3 separate regions of the Mus musculus genome follow, and regions 2 and 3 are each linked to region 1. The links are chromatin loops, found by intact Hi-C in ENCODE. Cell type or tissue: left cerebral cortex. All regions are shown on one strand. Links, peaks and the distances in the headings refer to the core of each region. The heading gives the core; the rest is flanking DNA.

Evidence for each region. Hi-C counts contacts between places; a loop is a spot of excess contacts. Peaks named below come from ENCODE experiments on the same cell type or tissue, not always from the same donor. Only the 100,000 strongest peaks of a DNase experiment are listed, where the experiment ranks them.
Region 2: it touches region 1 in a loop (2.2-fold over the local background); 2 of 42 quality-filtered maps call a loop at or near these places.
Region 3: a loop joins it to region 1, with 2.4 times the contacts of the local background. A loop is called at or near these places in 6 of 42 quality-filtered maps.

The regions. Positions count from the first base shown.
Region 1 is chr7:58,839,139-58,845,476 of GRCm38, forward strand. No RefSeq gene overlaps it. Among named protein-coding and RNA genes, the nearest start is that of Gm39019, 110 kb to the left of the region's middle. In left cerebral cortex, for the core only: no CTCF peak of the experiment used is centred there; DNase peaks (open chromatin) are centred at 3,424, 3,919 and 5,117; H3K27ac peaks cover 2,777 bases.
Region 2 is chr7:58,389,707-58,396,044 of GRCm38, forward strand. No RefSeq gene overlaps it. Among named protein-coding and RNA genes, the nearest start is that of n-TEttc7, 6.4 kb to the right of the region's middle. In left cerebral cortex, for the core only: no CTCF peak of the experiment used is centred there; a DNase peak (open chromatin) is centred at 2,846.
Region 3 is chr7:58,766,959-58,773,296 of GRCm38, forward strand. The region is part of intron 2 of Atp10a (ATPase, class V, type 10A); the gene reads left to right. Among named protein-coding and RNA genes, the nearest start is that of Gm39019, 39 kb to the left of the region's middle. In left cerebral cortex, for the core only: a CTCF peak has its summit at 3,539 (motif pointing left); DNase peaks (open chromatin) are centred at 1,474, 3,524 and 5,594; H3K27ac peaks cover 918 bases.

The DNA.
Region 1 (6,338 bases), core at 493-5,492:
AGGGTTCCAGACTAAGGTCACCTTACTGATCCTTTCATTCTCAGGCGTCTCATATTTTTTTTTAACATCTATAGACATCCTTTGTGAGTTTTTAACATTATGCCTGTCAGCCAGTCTAACAAATCCCCTTTTATAAATATATGTATTCTATGTAGTCTGTAATTTCATATTGAACTGTGTAGTATCACAACTACATTTTTCTAAGTTAAAATAAGGCTCTAGCAGTCACCATGTGGTAAAATATTTGGACTGATACTTAAGGAGAAAATTGTAGATGTACAATAAAATTAAAATTAATTACAGTACAAAGAAGTATAGCTTCTTTAAAAAGAAAATGTACACGGAAAATCTAACAATTGTTTGACGTATATAGGTCTCTATAAAAGACTGACTAAAAAGGTAGCAGTCAAGGAACAAGGGATGGGTAGGCAGAAAAGAAGTAACAGGCCAATCATGGTGGGGTTTGACTGTAATACCAGAGCTTAGGAATCTGAGACAGGAGGTATATGATTTTAAGGACATTCTGAGCCTCATGAGACTGTATTTTGAAAAGAAAAGAAAAGGAAAGAAAAGAAAAGAAAAAGAGAAGAAAAGAAAAAAAGAAAAGAGAAGAAAAGTAAAGAGAAGAGAAGAGAAGAGAAGAGAAGAGGAGAAGAGAAAAGAGAATGAAAGGAAGGGGAAGGGAAGGAATAACAAAACACTTTCTTAAAGCAATTACATGAACAATTTGAAATTAAGTGAATGAAAAGGTTTAATAAAAAGGATTTCAAAAATGAATTTATGAAAAACAAATGCACAGGTCAGTGAAGAATAAAGACGCAAGTAAGTAGAATGTTGGAAAATCATCTGTGTAGGAAAAGTGATACTAGTATTGAACAAAGTAGAGTTGAGAACATAAAGTTAGTTTACACTGTAAAGGGCTCAGTCTCTTAGGGGTGTCTAATAGTCCTGAATGACATATCCCTAATTACAGAGCTCCAAAATATATTAAACTAAATTTATGGAGGAAAGAAACATAATCACAAATAAAGCCAGATCCTTTTCAGAAATTCACAAAAAAAGGTGGTGAGTAGGGAAGGTAAATGCAGGATTGGGAGGACGAACAACTTGCTTCTGTACTCAACACTGGAATATAGGACCAACTGTAAGCATGTGTGGCGTACAGTGGACATTACTACAATAGAGAGTTGCTAGCCTTTGGAAACAAAATTAGGTGGTCCAAGGCCAGGCCAGGGGAGGTAGAGTGGGAAGTGTGCAGAGAGGAGCAGGGTGAAAACCTCCAAAAAAAGAGCAATCCCAGAGATCTGGGGACTCTGGCTCTCACTGGCTGGGAGGTGACCTGGCCTGCACCCATGACTCCATGAAGGAACCCACGGGTTTATTGGGCCTACAGTGTAAGTAGCCTTTTATACGGTGTACCTGCCTCTACCCAGTTTCACCTTTGTCCTGCTTTTCTTATCTCTACTAAATAAGCACTCTTATCCAGACCCATTTCCTGACAGGTATATAAACTTTACTTCAACATGCAACCTGCTACTGCAGCAAAGCCACACTGAGGGCAAGCATCTCACAATTAAGGGCCTGTACATTTGTAGATCAGGACTTTGTTCTTGCTGGCCTTTGACCCTTCAAGGATACTGTAACGAAAATAATCTCGGCCTTTAGCCTTCTTCTAAGTCCCCATTTGATCTTTTTCAGAATGGAGATCTCTGTTGCGGTCCCTCTGCCCTGCACAATATTGACCTTTCTGGTACATGGACAATAATTACACACATTTAGATCATTCCAGCGGCTCTGCTTGCCACAGTTCCTTTACCATGTCAGCTTAGCTAGTTCTCGTATGTCAGCCTGATGCTTTCCACTAAATAAATCCCTTCTTGTGCTTGCACTTTAAGGCATGAAAACTCTTTTGAGCAATTTAAACTTGGTTTATACCTGACTCAAGGTCAGTGTTTGAGAAAATGAAAGTGACAAGTGTTTTCAGCACAATTATACTGCTGTAGCTTTTCTCTGGCCTCCATTAACAGAAGCATAACTCCAAGTCTTCACTGGAAAGTTGGTGGCATGGCTCAGACACCAGATGGAATGGATAAAACCCTCCTTTCAGAGCCCAGTCCCTACTAGTACACAGTGTACCTCCAGCTTTGCCAAAGAAAACAGAATATTACCTGAGTGGTGTGTTCATGGCAACCCATAGAGGATCCTGTGAGTTTAGTAACTATTTCCAGCCACGGCAAATTTTTGGCTACTCTTAGATTTGCATTGTAACTAGGATTTTCAGTTAATTTGGTTCTTGGTTAAAGCAGCATACAATCTTCCAAGTGTTCATCAAATTAAAGTGCCTTCTGGTCCTTATCTTTCTTTACTCTTTGTGGATTAGGAAAAGGAAGCAGACCTGCTCACTAGTACATCCTTAATATCTCTACCAACTTTTAGCAAGGCTGCGTTCTCAAACATCCTCCAGAAATCCATGTTTTGGTTTTTTTTTTTTAACCACAGGAATTTCTAGGACTGAGCACATCTATTCCTTTAAAATAGGACTACAGATTTTTAAAAGACCTGACCAGGAACACCATAAATAAAATAAAGGAGGGGATGTTGGCTACTTGTCTAATTTGAAGAACTCAGCTCTTTATTATAAACATATCATATGAAAAACACCTGAGGCCTCCTGACAAAATCATCTGTGCTCTTTCTCTTACTGGGTCAAAATGTAAACACAAGCTTGAGGTCTGGATGAATAATTAGTATTCCTATCTTCTGGGTTGTAGGTGGCCATAGTGGCTACTACTATGGAAGATTTGTCATTCTTGCCCCCAACTTAGAATATAAGGCCCTGGAGCACAGGACAGGTTTGACTTGTTATCCAGAAACCCAGAGGAAACATAATGTGAGCCTTCTCTTCCCCAGCACATCTAGCATATCATGATACTAGATGCCTCATGGCCAGGCACACTACGTTGACAGCTTTGACAGAGTGTCTCAGGCCAGAGAATGGTTATCAATACTCATCACTACCCTCTTTTCATAAGCCTAAGGGGAATGATTGTCCAGGAAACAGGCAACTTCTTCTTTTTCCTGCAAAATCTTGAAGCAAAAGATAATGAAAATGGTCAGGCCCATCTCCATCAGCAACTTCCTGTATAGATAACTTTAGGACTGCTAAATCTCATGAAGTAGAAAGGCATCCTAGCCTGGTGCCTGAAAAAGAGTAAAGAATCCCAGTGAAAAATGTACTTCACACCAAAGAGAAGCACTAATATCCACATATTATTCAAACACAAAGAAAGGACATCTTAGTGTTTTACTACTTGTGAGATTGCTGACTATGGCAGCCTTATCAAAGCCTGCTGGGAATGTTATATAAACTCTTCACTGGAAATAGTCACAGAAAGCATAGCAAGCACTTCAAAACAGGATTGCGGCCTCACATCTCTGTCCACTGTGGAGTCATGATCACCTTTACTTAGGAGGCTGAAGGTATCGTCCAGCTGCTGAGCCCAATTCCTTGTTCTGAGTTCTCATTGCACAAACTAAGATGTGAGGAGTTACCAGAGCTGTTCAGAGGTAAGGAGAATGTGGGGTGCACAATGAAGACCCTTCTGCTAGAAGTGCTTTGTCTTTCTGGTTGTCATTAACTATACCTCAATGGCTGTTTCACAAGAGAGGGAGCTGTACCGTGCCGATACTCAGGAAGCCCTACCTATCTTGGCTCTTATTTATACTTTTTCACAGAGAAGTTTCTGGCACAGAGCTACCTCTCCCCCAACACTCCCCAGTGCCTGTAGAAAAGCTGCATGTGCTGGGAAATCAGCCTGCAGGTCTTCCCCCTTCTCATTCCATGGCTAACTGACACAAAGCATGTTTCCCTGGCAGATGGTCTGAGAATTTATCTCCCTATAAAATTAGCTCCGCAACAAATGTGTCTGCCCTGACTCGGAAGCTCAAAATAACCCATTAGAGCCCAGGTGGTCATAAATCTCTGTCCTGTGTTATGGCTCACAAGAGTGGGAAACACATCAGACTTGAACTTCATAGAGGAAAGTCCTGCTATTTTTAGCCCCTGCCTTCTCTCAGAGAAAACAACATTCTTCCAGCTTTCAGGCTCTAGAAGAGCTGCCTTTAACCCTTCAACTAGCCTCCCTAGAAATGCTCCCAGGCCTGACCTTGCACCCTTGAGTGCATGCTTTATGTCCTCCATAGCAGTTACCTCCTCATGGCACCTGCTTGTTCATTTTTCAGGTGTTTATTGTCTTCCTGTTATCCCTGAGTGAGTAAGGATCCTTCTGAGAACACCAGAGAGAGGAAACTGTATTCTTCATGGTTAATTAAGGGTGTTTTTTTTTTATGATTGTCAAAACTTGTTTTCATCTGTGTATTAAATAGTGCCATTGCACAACAGGAAACATACATATTTCATGGGACCTATTTATTTATAAACAAACAAACAAATAAGTGCACAGCGTCTACCAGCTTATTAGTGGACTGGATTTTCTAAGCATACATTATTACATTATGCCTTTTAAAGTAGCTTTATAAAAGAAGGTTTCTTATGCTATATAACCTTTAACTTTTTTGAATCTGTAAGATTATCAAAATCCCCTCCTCTGGGTTTTTTTCTGGAATCATGCCCTGGAAGCAAGCCATCATAATTTATTGCTTAAGATGACATACATTGCTTTGTTGCTTTCAAAGAAATCTATGATTATAATATAATATTCTTCTGTATTGAAAAGGGGGCTGGATTTTTGGCTACATCTAAAGGTACAGCTGTCTTCTCCTACTCCAGGGGCATCTTGTATTTTCCAGCACTCTCTGCACACAAGGCAGAATATCTTTGGGAGCCTGCCCCAGAAATCCTTCCCCTGATAAACGTCCCCAAGGGCTATCTTGTGATCCTCACAAACATAGTACAGATTTTGTGGATGGGCGTTGGAGTTAAGAAAACACCCAAGCATTTGCTGTTGTCTAGTGCACAGATTAGAATAAGCCAAAGCTGCTGAGCTGCTTTGATTTTTTTTCGTTGCTATGCTCAGAGCCCCTGGAACACCACTCCCAACGGTGGATGAAAAATCGTGCCTCTGCCAGCCATGAAGTGTGAGGCTCTGAGCTATTTTTGGCTTCATTTTCTCAGAGGGCTGGTCACGTGGGGCTGCTGTCTGCAGCTTTCCTGCTGGTATGCGGCAGAAGCTGTATTGATTCATTCCTCCCTCCTCCAGTGCTTCCCCTTTTCTCTTTTCTCCCTCTCCTCGGGCGGGCTAGGAACTCACCAGAGAAGAAGGTCCCAGTCAGAGGCTCCAGAGAGATCTCTTTGAATAAGAATACCATTTCTTACTCCCCAGGTTTTCTTGAATATACATACATATGCATATAGCTAACATTTATTTTAATTACCATTTAATTTTTTTTTCATTCGTAGCTCACTCAGCATTGCAGGGTGTAAAAATGTAAATGCTGAGCCCCAGAAATGAAGTACATGTAGACCTTAGAGAGTTTTTCTCAACCCCCTACAAATTATGGTTTACATAAGGAGGAAATAAGGGCGGGGGAGTCAGTATTAAGTACTGGAGGGGATGGGAGAGAGATACAGAGGGTCAGGAAATAGAATAAAAATATGTAGCAGTGGGAGATGAGGGAAACAAGAGGCTCCCAGGACCCAACAGGATGACTTTAGCGGAAATGCACAGAGACGGGGTAGATAGAACCTGTAGAGACCAACTCCCTTGTGTGAGTAGCCAATTTTTATAGAATAATTTCTAGAAAAATTTCTAGGATAATTCTAATTTGCCTCTGTATCTATTTTCCTATCAACTTAGAAGGAACAAATTGAGTTTTTGTTTGGGTTTTTTGTTTTTTGTTTCTGTTTTTGTTTGTCTTTTCCAAATGTCCTTTCTGACATCTCTTCAAGGCTGCTCAGTCTCTATCCTTGTCCTCATTTCCATACCACTTCACCCTGCACCCACTACAGCTTCTAAGGTAGCTCTCAGCTCTGCGCGTGAGCAGCCTAGAAGACCTCAGGAGAGCAAAAGGCTTCAGAACTACCACAGATATCCCAAGACTGCTTGCCCTCTCTTGAGGCTAACAGGGCCTGCTCCCTCACTGCTGAAGTCCGGCCTGTGAAGACTGATATTCTACTCTTCAGGGCTAGAGCAGGACCCTGCAGCTTCTGGCAGAATACATGGCAAAGCCAACTTCAGTGTCACTTGAAAGAAGCAATGAGGCCTGTGCTTAAAGGTTGGATGCAATGCTGGAGTTGATCCTTCCTAGATTCATATTTCTCTTAAAAATTACTTTTAGTATTATCATTAGTTTCTGTGTGTGTATGCTATATCAGGAGT
Region 2 (6,338 bases), core at 641-5,640, 450 kb before region 1:
TCGATTAGAGCTAAAATCCATGATACTGACTTAATCAATGGTTGTTAAGGATACTGAATAAGAACTCACACCCCTTGCCGGTGGGATGCAAAATGGAGGAGTCACTTAAGACTCCCAAGCAGTTCGCATGAGGCTGCATGCTTTAATATTGATTTAGGGCCTGCTTGCTTTATCTATATAATGTTAGAATCCAGAGAGCCCTGTCCCTCACATAAACAATGGCAGGCACCCTGTTGAGGACTGTAGCTTGGAATCTCTAGCCAACAGAGTTTCTGGTTGCTAGGATTAACATTCTGTTCCCAACTCAGACCTAGGGAAGTTAGTTAAAGCACAAGGTTGTGTATGATGCAATGATAAGGAATGTGTTAAACTGATATGTAGTGATTTAGATCAGAGAACTTTAATTTGGGTGAATTAAAAAAAATACATAGGATATCCAAGATTTTGGGATGAAAGTGCACCATGATAAAAGAAAGCCAATCCTACATGTCACATCACTGCAGAGAGCTAGAACCACTGCCCTGAATCATTGTAGAAATGAATGGAAGAGGTAAGGCTCATGGCATAAACATCTGGAAGAGGTTCAGTATTCTGCATGGTGATATTATAAATGTTGTACTTGTAATATTATATTCCAGTGGATTAGGTGCTAGCTAAATAAGAAGTTACTGCATTCATGAACATTGTTATTAAGGAGTTGTTAAGGAGGGTGGTGTGCCAACATTTTTCTTTTTAGTTTTATTTCATTTTATGTGCATGAATATTTTACCTGAATGCATGTCTGTGCAACATATATATTGTTTGCTGCCCTTGGAGGCCAGAAAAGGTCATAGCATCCTTGGGAACTATAGTTATAGACAATTGTTAGTTACAATTGTGGGTGTTTGGATTTAAACCAAGGCACTCTAGAAGATGAAAGGACAGTGTAAGAAATGGGATGAGGCTAAAATGAGCCACAGATGATAGATTCAATTTGGAGAGTCGGTGTTAAGTCATACTTAGCTCCATATAGGTTGATAGCATAAAATAGTGATAGCTTTGTGGGAACATACTAGTGTTGTGAATATTTGAGCTTCCTTGCTTTTTCAGGAAAAAGAGTCTAGAGGCATAGAGCACATATAGCACCCAGGTCTTAGTTTTGGGTTCTATTCTCCATTATATGGGACTAGAGTTCCTTGGAGAAAGGTTGCTTCAGAGACTGATATGGGAAGTATATAAGATAAGACTAGTGTGTCATATTGTGGAAAATCAAGGAAGTACACAAATATATGTAATAAATAATTAAATAGTACACAATGATATTTCTTGTAAGAAGAAAAATATCCTCATTGAAGCCACCAATTCAAGTCAGTTCTAATACCATTGACCAAGAGGTAACATTGGCTCCCAAAATCTACCCTCCTCATGAAGGTACCAGCTGATAGCCTATGCTGTTTTCACCTGTGTACTTGACCCACCTCACCAGCTTTAAACTAGAATTAGTATAGCTCCCTTCTTGGGTTCAATTAATATGCTAGACAGGCTCAGAGAATTCCATTTATTATAAAGGATGCTGCAGAGGGTGCATAGAAAGAGATAATAGAAAAGTGGTAAACCCTTTACTTTGGGGTTTTTATTGGTGGTGTGAGGGGGGATGGAGGGTGATGCTGTTTTGGTTTTCTTTTTCTTTTTCTCTACAGTGATGGGGATAAAATCAGGGGCCTTGTGCATACTGCACATTCTACCACTGAGCTGCATGGTCATATCTAGTGGATTCTTGTGGAGACTTGACTACATATGCATGGTTGAAGGAATCGCCAGCTTTGGGCGATAATATTTAACCTCCAGCCTCTCTCCTCTGAAATTAGTGAGTCTTAATTTCACAATATCAAACCTTAAGAAAGAATCAGGAGGAAAAAGAGGGAAAACCAAAGGCAAAGGAAGATAAATTGGGGTGAGATAAGCCATTGTGTGCAACTGAATAATAATTCACACATGAAACTTTAAACTTTGAGTAAGTCACAAAAATAGTATGTGTGTCTGTGAATCTTATGGTGTGCTTGGAGTCCAGAAGAGGGCATGGCATTCTTGGGAAGTACAGTTATTTGCTGTCGTGTGCGTACTAGGATTTGAACCTAAGCCTTCTGGAAGAGCAGCCAGTGTTTTAACCTCTGAACTATCTCTCCAGACTCAAAGTTTTTCTTTAAGAGTGAATATTCTTGTCTTTCTTTTCTTTTCCTTTCCTTTCTTTTCTTTTTCTTTCTTTCTTTCTTTCTTTCTTTTTTTTTTTTTTTTTTTTTTTGGTGTTGTTTTTTGAGACAGGGTTTCTCTGTGTAGCCCTGACTGTCCTGGAACTCACTCTGTAGACCAAGCTGACCTCCAACTCAGAAATCTGGCTGCCTCTGTCTCCCCAGTGCTGGGATTAAAGGCGTGCATCACCACTACCTGGTGAATATTCTCTTATTGTCTCTCGGTAGTAATTTCTATTATCATAATGCCTATGGACTTTGTACATGGGAGAAGATAATATGAAAACTTTTATTCTTCTTTTCTTAAGACATGTTTGTATACAATATAGCTGTATTAAAGCTCTTAGAGTGTACTGAGAAGAAATGAATCGCTTTTGGCAAGTTACAGTATCAAGTTTCTCATAAGGGAGAAGAAAGATGAGAAATAGCCTTCAGAAAGGCACCGAGAGTCAGTGAAGATGTGTCTGCGTGCTGGAGTACTTATCTTCCCCACACCCTTGGAGTGATCCCCAGCACCATAATTAAAAATAAAAATGTATCTTTCTTCTGAAAGAAAGAGGAAAGTCATTTATATGGCTTCAGCAAAGAGCTTCTGAAAGCCTGTTTTGACAGAATGGGGGTTCTGAGAGCATCAAGACATAAGATCAAAACGCCCACAAGACTAAGATGAGAGGAGAAATGCCTCCCTTGTGAAACTCAGCCAGCTCTCTTTTAAGCAAATCTCTTGTAAAGTTTTTTTTTTCAATTCAGTGTCTAGATTTGCACAATGTAAATCCAGAGCAGAGACTCATTGGACAATATATTATTTACAGTCATGTCTGGAATAAAAGGCTTACAGTTGTCAGCAAAGACATAGTGAGTCTTCAGAAATATTTGTTTTTTAAACATGTTTCATAGTGGGTCATCTTCCACAGTTTTCATCAGCTTAGCTGTTTCAGAAGGACCTGTGTGGGAGCCACTTTTTCCTATCAGCCAAGGCTTTCTTCCTATTCTGAAGTGCTTCTCAGATGAATACTTTGTGTATGCCAACGGTTTCTTGAGGTTGGCACTGTGGTTTGAGTCATCTTAGTGAAACTATGACAAAAAGATGCGCCCAGAGTGAGAGTTAGAGTTGGGCAGACAAAACATGAACCAGAATCTGAGTATGGGGCAGGTACAATTATACCAAGAATACTGTGTGTCTGCAGTAGTGGTTCCTGTGTGCTCTTAATCTTAGGAAGTTGGTAAAGTTAAGCTTTTGTAATTAGAAGCTTTCTAACAAAGTTCCAAAAAGCACAAACTTCAGGCATACAAAAAAAAAAAGGCTAAAGATTTGAGATGATCCTAGGCTAACCTACTCCTCAGGATCCTACTTAGGAAAAATTTTACTCTCTCAGTACTTGTAAGTGTACAGATGAAGCATCTCCATCGTGGGTCCAAGATACACATGCTGGAAAAAGGGTATTAGACTACCACATGTTACATGCTAGAATGCAATGCTGAGACAGAAAAAATACAACTAAGGATGAGTAAGTAAAAATTACTAGTCAGTTAAATGCCTTAGAGGGTAAAGGTGCTTGGTGGCAAGGCACATGACCTGAGTTTGGTCCCCTGGACTCTTCTGATGGAATGATAGTACCAACTTCAGAGGCTTGTCTTCTGACTTCCTCATAGGTGCAATGGTACTAGCATGCTTCCCAGTCTCCTTCCCAACAATAAATCAATAAACAAACAAAAAGCCCAAGTAAGCAAATAAATAAGTATAATTTAAATTTTTCCTACATCCTAACACACAAGAAAACAAAATAAACCCAATACTAAAAGCTTCCTATGAAATATTGGAGACCTGCTTAGGTAAGAGCAGTGCAGCACTGAGGCTGCCTCGGCTGTGTTATGCCACTGTGATTTAATGAAGGACCAGCAGGTCACACTTGCTTTAACAAAGGTTGATGACTAGGTACAGTGAAGGGAGTGTATACAATATAGAAACGGGGGTGGGGGGTGTTAGCTAGCAGGGCTAGAAATGAGCTACATGATTCAGCTTCTGATTGGGTAAGTTAAGGAAAAACCTAAAGAAGCAGAAGACTGCTGTCTTCTGATACCACTTGAGAGTGGAGGACATTCTACAATGGAGGGTTTCAAATAATTTAGTTTATAGGAAAATCAAACAAACTAGAGACCCACGTGATGTAAACTGACAAGGATTTGTAGTTGCTAATCTTAGCCAAGGAAAGGACACGTGGTGTTTTGTGAGTGACAAATGGACTTGTTTTGGTCTGTGCTTATACAAATGTAAGTCATATCTCATGGCATCCATTTAGTGTTTCTTTACGGATACATATTTAGGACTAACCACATGAGATTAGATAAGCCACCAGGAAGCTCTTCACTGCAGAAGACTGATTCTCCTTCAAGAATGGAAGGTTTTAAGCAAAAGGTCATGCTAGGAGACTCCCTAGAGAATCAGACTGAAAAGGAAAAAGGCTGAGGACACAGACCACATTTAGAATGCCAGAAGTTACTATCCAGTATGTGATTAACAACTACTAAAGGTGCTGAACATGGACTAACAAAATCATTAGACGGAAGACCTGAGACAAGTCAGGCAGCTTTACAACAACTTGGGAATACCCTAAGGAGGGCATGTACCAAACAAGGGCCATGGAACTGAGAGAGCTGCTGGAACAAGAGCTTAGAGCTCTTGCCCTACAGCCCCAGGTTGAATCCCACAAGTGACTTTCAGCTTCTGGGAACCTCATTTCTTCTGACCCTTTCCAAGTCCCAAGGCCATGTTCTAATAGTTCTGTGATTTTATAAAAAAGTATAAACAGTATGGTACTGACACAAAAACAGATAGATAGTTTAATGAGATAGAACCAAGGGCTCTGATATAAGATCCGATACCTACAGTCACCTGTTTTTAGACAAAGATGTTGAAAATACACAATGGAGAAAAAGAAAGGATCTTTTAAAAATGGTGCCAGTAAAACTGGATATATACAAGTAGAAAAATTAATCATGATTCTTCTCTCTAATGCTGTACATAAATAAATAGCAAATGGATTAGAGATATCAGTGTTATACCTGAAACCCTAACAGTTCTACAAGAAAGAATAAAGAGTACAAGTCAAAACACAGCTTCAGGAAATGACTTTCTCAATAGGACTCTAGTTTCCCAGGAAAAAAGAACCATCAATCAATAAGTGGGATCTCATGAAACTAAAAGTTTTTTGTCCTGCAAAATATATGGGTATATTTAGACTCAACAGGTTTTTTCTTTTTTGTTTTTGTTTTTGTTTTGTTTTGTTTTGTTTTGTTTTGTTTTAAAGAAGAACGTTGGAGGGTATGAAGTTGGGGGTGGATCTGGGAGGAGTTACAGAGAGATATGGAGGATGAATATGATCAAAATATATGGTATGACCAGAGAATTAATAATAATACATATTCTCACTTTCTAGCAGCATGAGGGGTAGGGGATCTTCATCATACTTACTGCCACACCTTGCTTCAAAAGTAAGAGAGCCAAATGGCCATGGGCTGAAACCTCTGGACCTGTGAGATAAAATTAACTCCTCGTCTTTTTACATTGATTTATCTCAGGCATTTATTACAGTAACAGAATGCTGGCATGCAACACAGTAATCTTACATCACTGGAAAGAAACTCCACCCATCAAAAAATTTCATACATGTGCTGAATACTGTGCTGTGTTCTTGCATGGACAAGGTAGGAAATCAGTTATGGCTTTTACCTTGAGGGTGACTGTGCTGTGTTTTAGGGGTTTAATGTTTTCATGGTGGAAATGGTGAGAAATATAAGCCTCGGGAGTCATCAAATAAGTACCAATGAAAAGATCAGGTCACTGGATTCCAGTGAATGTCAAAGAGAAAGCAAGAAGCACAAATAGACAGAACGCAGGATCTGCCCTGCCACTCTCCCAAGTGTTGGCTGTGTACACATAAACAAGTCAGTCTAGCTTTCTGGGGCAAGAACCTTCACAAAGTACAGGGCCCAACTCATGAACAACAGCACAACACAGGTAACATCCTTATTCCAAAAGTAGCTGGAAAGTAGATCAGCCACATATCCAAAACTAGAGGTGTTGTGTCTGCCTGTCGCCTGCCCAGTAGC
Region 3 (6,338 bases), core at 641-5,640, 72 kb before region 1:
CTCATCTTAATTTTCCTCAAAAATACCTGTGAGAGAAATGTACTATTGCTTTCTAATAAGTAAACCTGAGGCCTCCATTGCTTTCTACCTCTAGGTACCTGTCCCTCTGTCTCTGGGTCCTAGAAATCTTCCTTTCAATTCAGCTATTCTCTGGGATGCAGTTCTTTATGGCCTCATTTAAAAAAAAAAAAGAAACAAAAAGAAAAAGAAAACAAACAAACAAACAAACAAAACAACCTCACGGGTGTTTCCTAGGTCTGTCTCAGCAGGATAGCCTTTTCTCGCACCAGGCGATGGGCTCACTGGTCTCTAAGACACGTAGGTCACAGACCTCAGCCCGTCTTTGCTAATGTCATCCCTGCCACTGTTAGTGATGGAAGAGGCACAAAGTAGTTATTGGCTGTGAGACAGAACAGAGTAGAGCCTGGACTTGTGCCCTGGCTGTGCAGTTTAGCTCAGCAGCGCCACTGCAGAGTGCTTCCTGCGGCGGCACCGTGCTGGAATAAGTACAGACTCTTTCAAGCCAGCTATCTTAAAGAACAGCCCTCATTTCAGGACTGGGTGAAACAGCATTCATTACTTGCTATCTAAATGCACAATCAGTCTTTGATGCACTTAAACACATTTGATAAAAGGTAATGTGGGGTTCTGCTGACAACTGGCCCACTAAAGCAGCATGAAGTATTTGTGGCCAAGAGGGAAAGAAAGGCTTTGATTTTGAGAATTCAGGCTCAAGCACGGTACTCTGAGCCTTTTGATTTTTGCTACCATCTAAATGGAGCTTCTAGGGTTCTGGGCTGTGAACCAGCCAGGAGGCAAGAGAACAAAGGACTAAAAGGTGGGAAGGGAGAGGAGGGAACGGCTCCTACAAGCAGAACGGAATCAGGGAAAAGCTGGCTTTCTACTCTCAAAGAAATGTCCCTTTAATCTCTAATACTTGGGTTTATGACAAGAAAATTTGCAGTTAGAAGAGAAATGTGTAAAGACCCAGACTCTCGTCCTCAATACCTATCAGATATGTTGGGCTTCCTGGAGGCCCCCAATGGTATGGACATGTGTGAAGTTGTCCCTGAAGAAGGACCTGATGCTCTTCTTGGGGCATCTGCTTTGATACCCTGGAAATGATGATGCCAGGAAATGGTGAGACCCACATAGAACTGTGAGACCCACCAGAACATATACTATGTCACTTGTATGCATGAGCATAATAGAAGTACCTTAAATAGCACCATCACAGCAATTGTGGTATATTAAATTTAATTTAAATGGGAGGAATGTCATCTGAACACATACCTATTTAACAAACAGGCTTGAATTCCCTCCTACATGTCAGAGGAGCCATAATGGACTGGACCCATAACTTCCTTAACAAGTTGAAGATTTTGATTAGTCCAACCAATGCTGGCAAAGTTCACCCACTCATTGGTTCACCCACTCATTTAGTATAGTATTGGCCCAGTGGCCTCCTGGGAAATCTCGCAACACTGCCAGGCTTGTGTGCAGCACAGATTGCTTTCCAAGTGCAGAAGTAGAATGGGGTAATTACTTCATCAATTTGGGTTAAAATGCTTGCCTAAATTAGATCAGTATTTTTCACACACTGTCAAGAGATATAGAACGAGATTACAGGCTGTGGAGAAATCATCTTACATTTTTTTTGAGATGAAACATGCTTGGCCTTGTAAAAGAAAAGGCTTTGGTGTTTGGAACTATGGGGAATCTCTCGTAGCCTCTTAACAGTCGTACCTTCCCCAGTGCCAGGCAAAGCCTGTCTACTGTTGACAAACAGCAGTCAATACGCGTTCTACCTCTTTATCCCCAATGAGTCCACTGCAGAGGTTTGTGGTAATGCAGAAGAGTATGGAACATAAGCAGGCATTACCTCTTGACCATCCCTAAACATCAAGTTCTGTGGTGGCTCATGGGGTACAGAGTTCTTGTTCTCAAGGGACCTGTGGTCCAGTGAAGGAGCCATAGGTCTTCTCAGCCTTTCCCAGAGAAGCAGGAGGCTAATATGCATGTGCTCTCTTTCTCCCTCTCTCCCTCCTCCCTCCCCCCTCTCTCTCCCTTTCCCTCTCCCTCCCCCCCCTCTCTCTCTCCTCCTTTTCTCTGTCTCTGTCTTTGTGTGTGTTCGTGTTTGTGTGTGTATACCTGGGGTAGATGGAGGGCATTGTGCAAGTTCCAAACAGTGGCACTTGCCTGCTGTCTTTAGGATGCTATCAGAAGTTCCTGGGAAGACAGCAGCTTAGGTACCAGAGCAGCTATCCATTTTCGTAGAGAGAGAATGCGAGGAGAGCTATCCCAATCACTGGGGCAGGAATGAGGACAGGGAAGGTGGTCAGGATAGTTACCCTGACAGATTCTCACCACTGTCTTGAAATATGTTTTTGTTTCTAGGAAATAGCAGAAAAATACTTCTGTGCTCAGGCTAGCCTGGCCCAAGCCTATGGCAAGTGTTAAGACCTAATAATACAGGAAACCAGTCAGAGACATTGTTCCAGGCAGCGAACATTTAGGGGCTGATGTCCAGAGGTGGCATACAGACTGAAGGTAAAGGAAGGACCTGGAGTTTCTTTTGGCCTAGGATTGTTCTGACAAGTGATAGTGAGGATGTTTTCGGGATAGGGTCCTGATAGAACAGAATGAAGTGTTTTCCAAACGTGCTTATTGCAGAAGTAGGCAGTGGTTCTGGCCAGCTAGGAGGTGCTGCTGCACACAGCATCCCTTCTCACCAGGGCCAGTGTCATGAAACGACCTTGACAGGAGGTCTCCCTCTTAATTCTACCTCGTAGCTCGTCAAGATTCTTGTAGGCAGTGCTGTACCGGAGGCACAGAATGTGCACCTGTGCAGTCCTTACACTTCATCAGCTAAGCCTAAAGATTAGCCTATTTCACTTCTGTGAACTGGAAATGTCCTTTTGGTTGCCACTACTGCTGTAGTAAGATGCAGAAAATCTGCTTTGCATTCACTGAATAATTATGAGTAATTTAATTAATGCAAGTGTGAAATGCCAGTTTACTGTTGGGAATTGGTTCCAAGGTTCCCCACCTCCATCCTGAGGATATAAAAATCTGCAGGTGCTCATGTCCTTTGTCAGGAATAGCACACATGTCCATAGTACGTGTTTTGATCCTCCTGAATACTTTAAATCATCAGCTTTAAAGAAGTGGATGGAGCATTAGGAAGATACCCTGCTTTGGAGGCTTCGGGTGTCTCTGAAAGAAAGGAGTAGCACTTACTTTGATGACTTTGCTTCATAGAATGATGCAGTTTCTAGCAGAATTGCAAGTTCAAGGAAAGGGGAAGAGGACTCTCAGCTGCATCGCCATGCCACTTCTTTCTTTCCAGCTAGTAAGGTCCACCTATGTTATTTCATGTACTGAACATTCAGAGCCATCAGAAGAACAGCCACTTGGAGCATTACACAGCCAGGGAGCTATGTAGCAACTGCTATCCAGTGGCGGAACCTTCCCTATAGTCAGTTGCAGTGAATCCCAGACTATTGCCCTCTTGTGGCCAAATTGCTGAAGGCTGCAGCTTCAGCTCAAGGCTGGTCTGTGCATGTGAGCATCACCCTTGTAGGAATTACTGCTTCTGTAACACTGAGCAGCCATCACGATCATCCTCCTTCTTTTAGAGAAATTTTAGAATCTACTGCACAGTTACTGGTGTATTAGATATAGTATGGTCTCATTTTAAGGCAACATCAAGTGTCTATCTCTGGTGAAACTGGGTGTCTCCGATGACAAGGCAGCTCTAGTTATTGCAGGGCCTCTTTGACCTTGGTCAAACCCTTAAGAATGCTAACTTCTCAGTGGTGTAGAAACTGAGGTGGGTGGAGAGATGGCTCAGGAATTTAGATCATGTCCTGCTCTTGTGGAAGACCCCTGTTCAGTATCCAGCACCCATCATCCACATTCAGGCTCTGACTCTAGCTTTAGGGGGATCTGAAACCCTTTTCTGTCATGAGAGAGCACTTGCACTCATGAGTACATATCCACACAGAGACATAACTAAAAATAATACATTCTTAAAAAAAAACAAAAAACAAAAAAACTCTCCCAGCAGAGCTCTGAAGGAGCACTGCCCAAGCTCAACCCCTGATATTTTTGTGTTATCAAATATTTGTTACTAGGTTGACCATGCTGACCCTGATGTAAGCAATGAGACTTTCAAAATTCATTTGTATTGGCTGTGGGTGTGGCTCATGATAATGCATGTTCCTTGTGTAATCAAGACATTGGGCCCAGTCCCTAGAAAAAAGTTGAAAGTTAACAAAACTAATTAAAAAATAAAAACAGAAGAGGTAGATACAGACAAAATTGCCCACATACTCAGTTGTCTATTGTGTCACACATGCTAAATAGGGACCTAGGATCCTACAGAGGCTGAACAGGTACCTAGGGTCTCACAAATGCTGGAGAGAGATCTAGGATTTCTTATAGGCTCGACAGGTACCTGGGGTTTCTCATAGTCTGGACAGATGTGGTAAGGTCTCACGGAAGCTGGGGAGATATGCTAGGGTCTCATTGAGGCTGTAGAGATGTGCTAGGGTCTCATATAGGCTAGACAGGCACCTAGGATCTCATATTTTGGACAAATGTGCTAGGATCTCACATAGGCTGCACAGATGTGCCAGGGTCTCATACAGGCTGTACACAGGGTCTCACATATGCTAGACAGATGCCTAGGGTCTCATATAGGCTGGACAGCTATGCTGGGATTTTACAGAGACTGGACAGGTGCTCTTCCACTGAGTTCCATCTCCAGGGTGAGAGACATTTTAAATGAGAAACTGAAGTGGCCTTAGTATGGTTTGTTGGGGCTGCCACAGACTTCAGGGTGAACCAACAGACACGTTCATGGTTCTAAAAACGGAAAGTCTGAGTCGAAAGGATCAACAGTTTAATTGATGTCTCCTGAGACTTCTCCCATGGGTATCTTTCCCCTATAGACTCATCTTTGCCCTACCTACCCTCACTCCATGTGCCTGTGTCATATCTGCTTTTGATTATAAGGGCACCAGTGCTATTGGATTGGGCCTAGCCTCATGACCTCATTTAGTTTAATTAATTGTCTATAGGGCCTGTCTCCAAACACAAGCACATTCTGTATTCCTGAAGGTTATCACCTCAACCCGTGCATTCTGTGCACGAGAGGAGTGCAGTTCAGCTCCTAATAGACTGAAGATTCCTCCAGTTTTAAAGTCCTCCCCAGTTCCAGATGAAACAAGATTCTGGGCCCTGGGCATGTGTGCTTCCCAAGACACATGGTTGGGACAGAGCATTACAAATGCAGTAATGAAGCCCTGGGGACAGAATGTCCTACTGTTTTCAAGCTGTGCATATTGCTTTTTTTTTCCTTAGTGAGAATGAATAATAAACAGAAATGGAATATTTTAAGTCATACCTTCTTTGTATGCCAAAATTCATCCTGGCATTCTTCAGAGGCTACTCCCTTCATGGCCCTCTTGTATGCTGTATCTGCCAGTGTCTGCTATGGGAAAAAAGCAGTCCTCTAGTGTCACCATAATTCATAAAGCTTTAAATAAACACTAGAAGCTGAAGTAGAGCCTGACTCTGCAAATGGAATGCAAGGCTATTTCAGTAAAGGAGAGAGACTTGTGATGACTAAGAGACTTTAAGAAAAGCCCTTGTAAGCTGGGTGGTGGTGGCGCACGCCTTTAATCCCAGCACTTGGGAGGCAGAGGCAGGCGGATTTCTGAGTTCGAGGCCAGCCTGATCTACAGAGTGAGTTCTAGGACAGCCAGGGCTACACAGAAAAACCCTGTCTCAAACAACAACAACAACAAAACAAACAAAAAAAAAAAAAGAAGAAGAAGAAAGAAAGAAAAGAAAAGCCTTTGTAAATGGCATTCCATGACCCAAAGGCGGAGCTCAGTGGTAGACCACCTTTGTAATACCAGAGGTTCAAATCCTAGTACTTCACAATAAATGAAAACTTAAATATTTCAAAATTAGCTATTGTACTGGGGCTAGTATTGCCAGATAATTCCTCCTTAAGGTACACGGGGCACAATAGGAAACATTAAAATGTGACTTTTGAGTAATTTCCTCTATGGCTATATTGTGTTCAGGGAGATACATTGTGATACATTGTTGTGATGGAATACAATTTACCTGGATTGATGTCAGCACTAAATGTATCCTTTTTGTGATGTTTCAGCCTGGTTTTCCAGTGATGCATATGAGCAAAGACAGCTCAATGGGTTTTTTTTTTTTTTTTTTTTTTTTTTTGTTTTGTTTTGTTTTGTGACACTTGACAGAAAATCCAATGAACCTGACCAGAGGCTGATTGGAAAAAAAAAGAGAGAAAG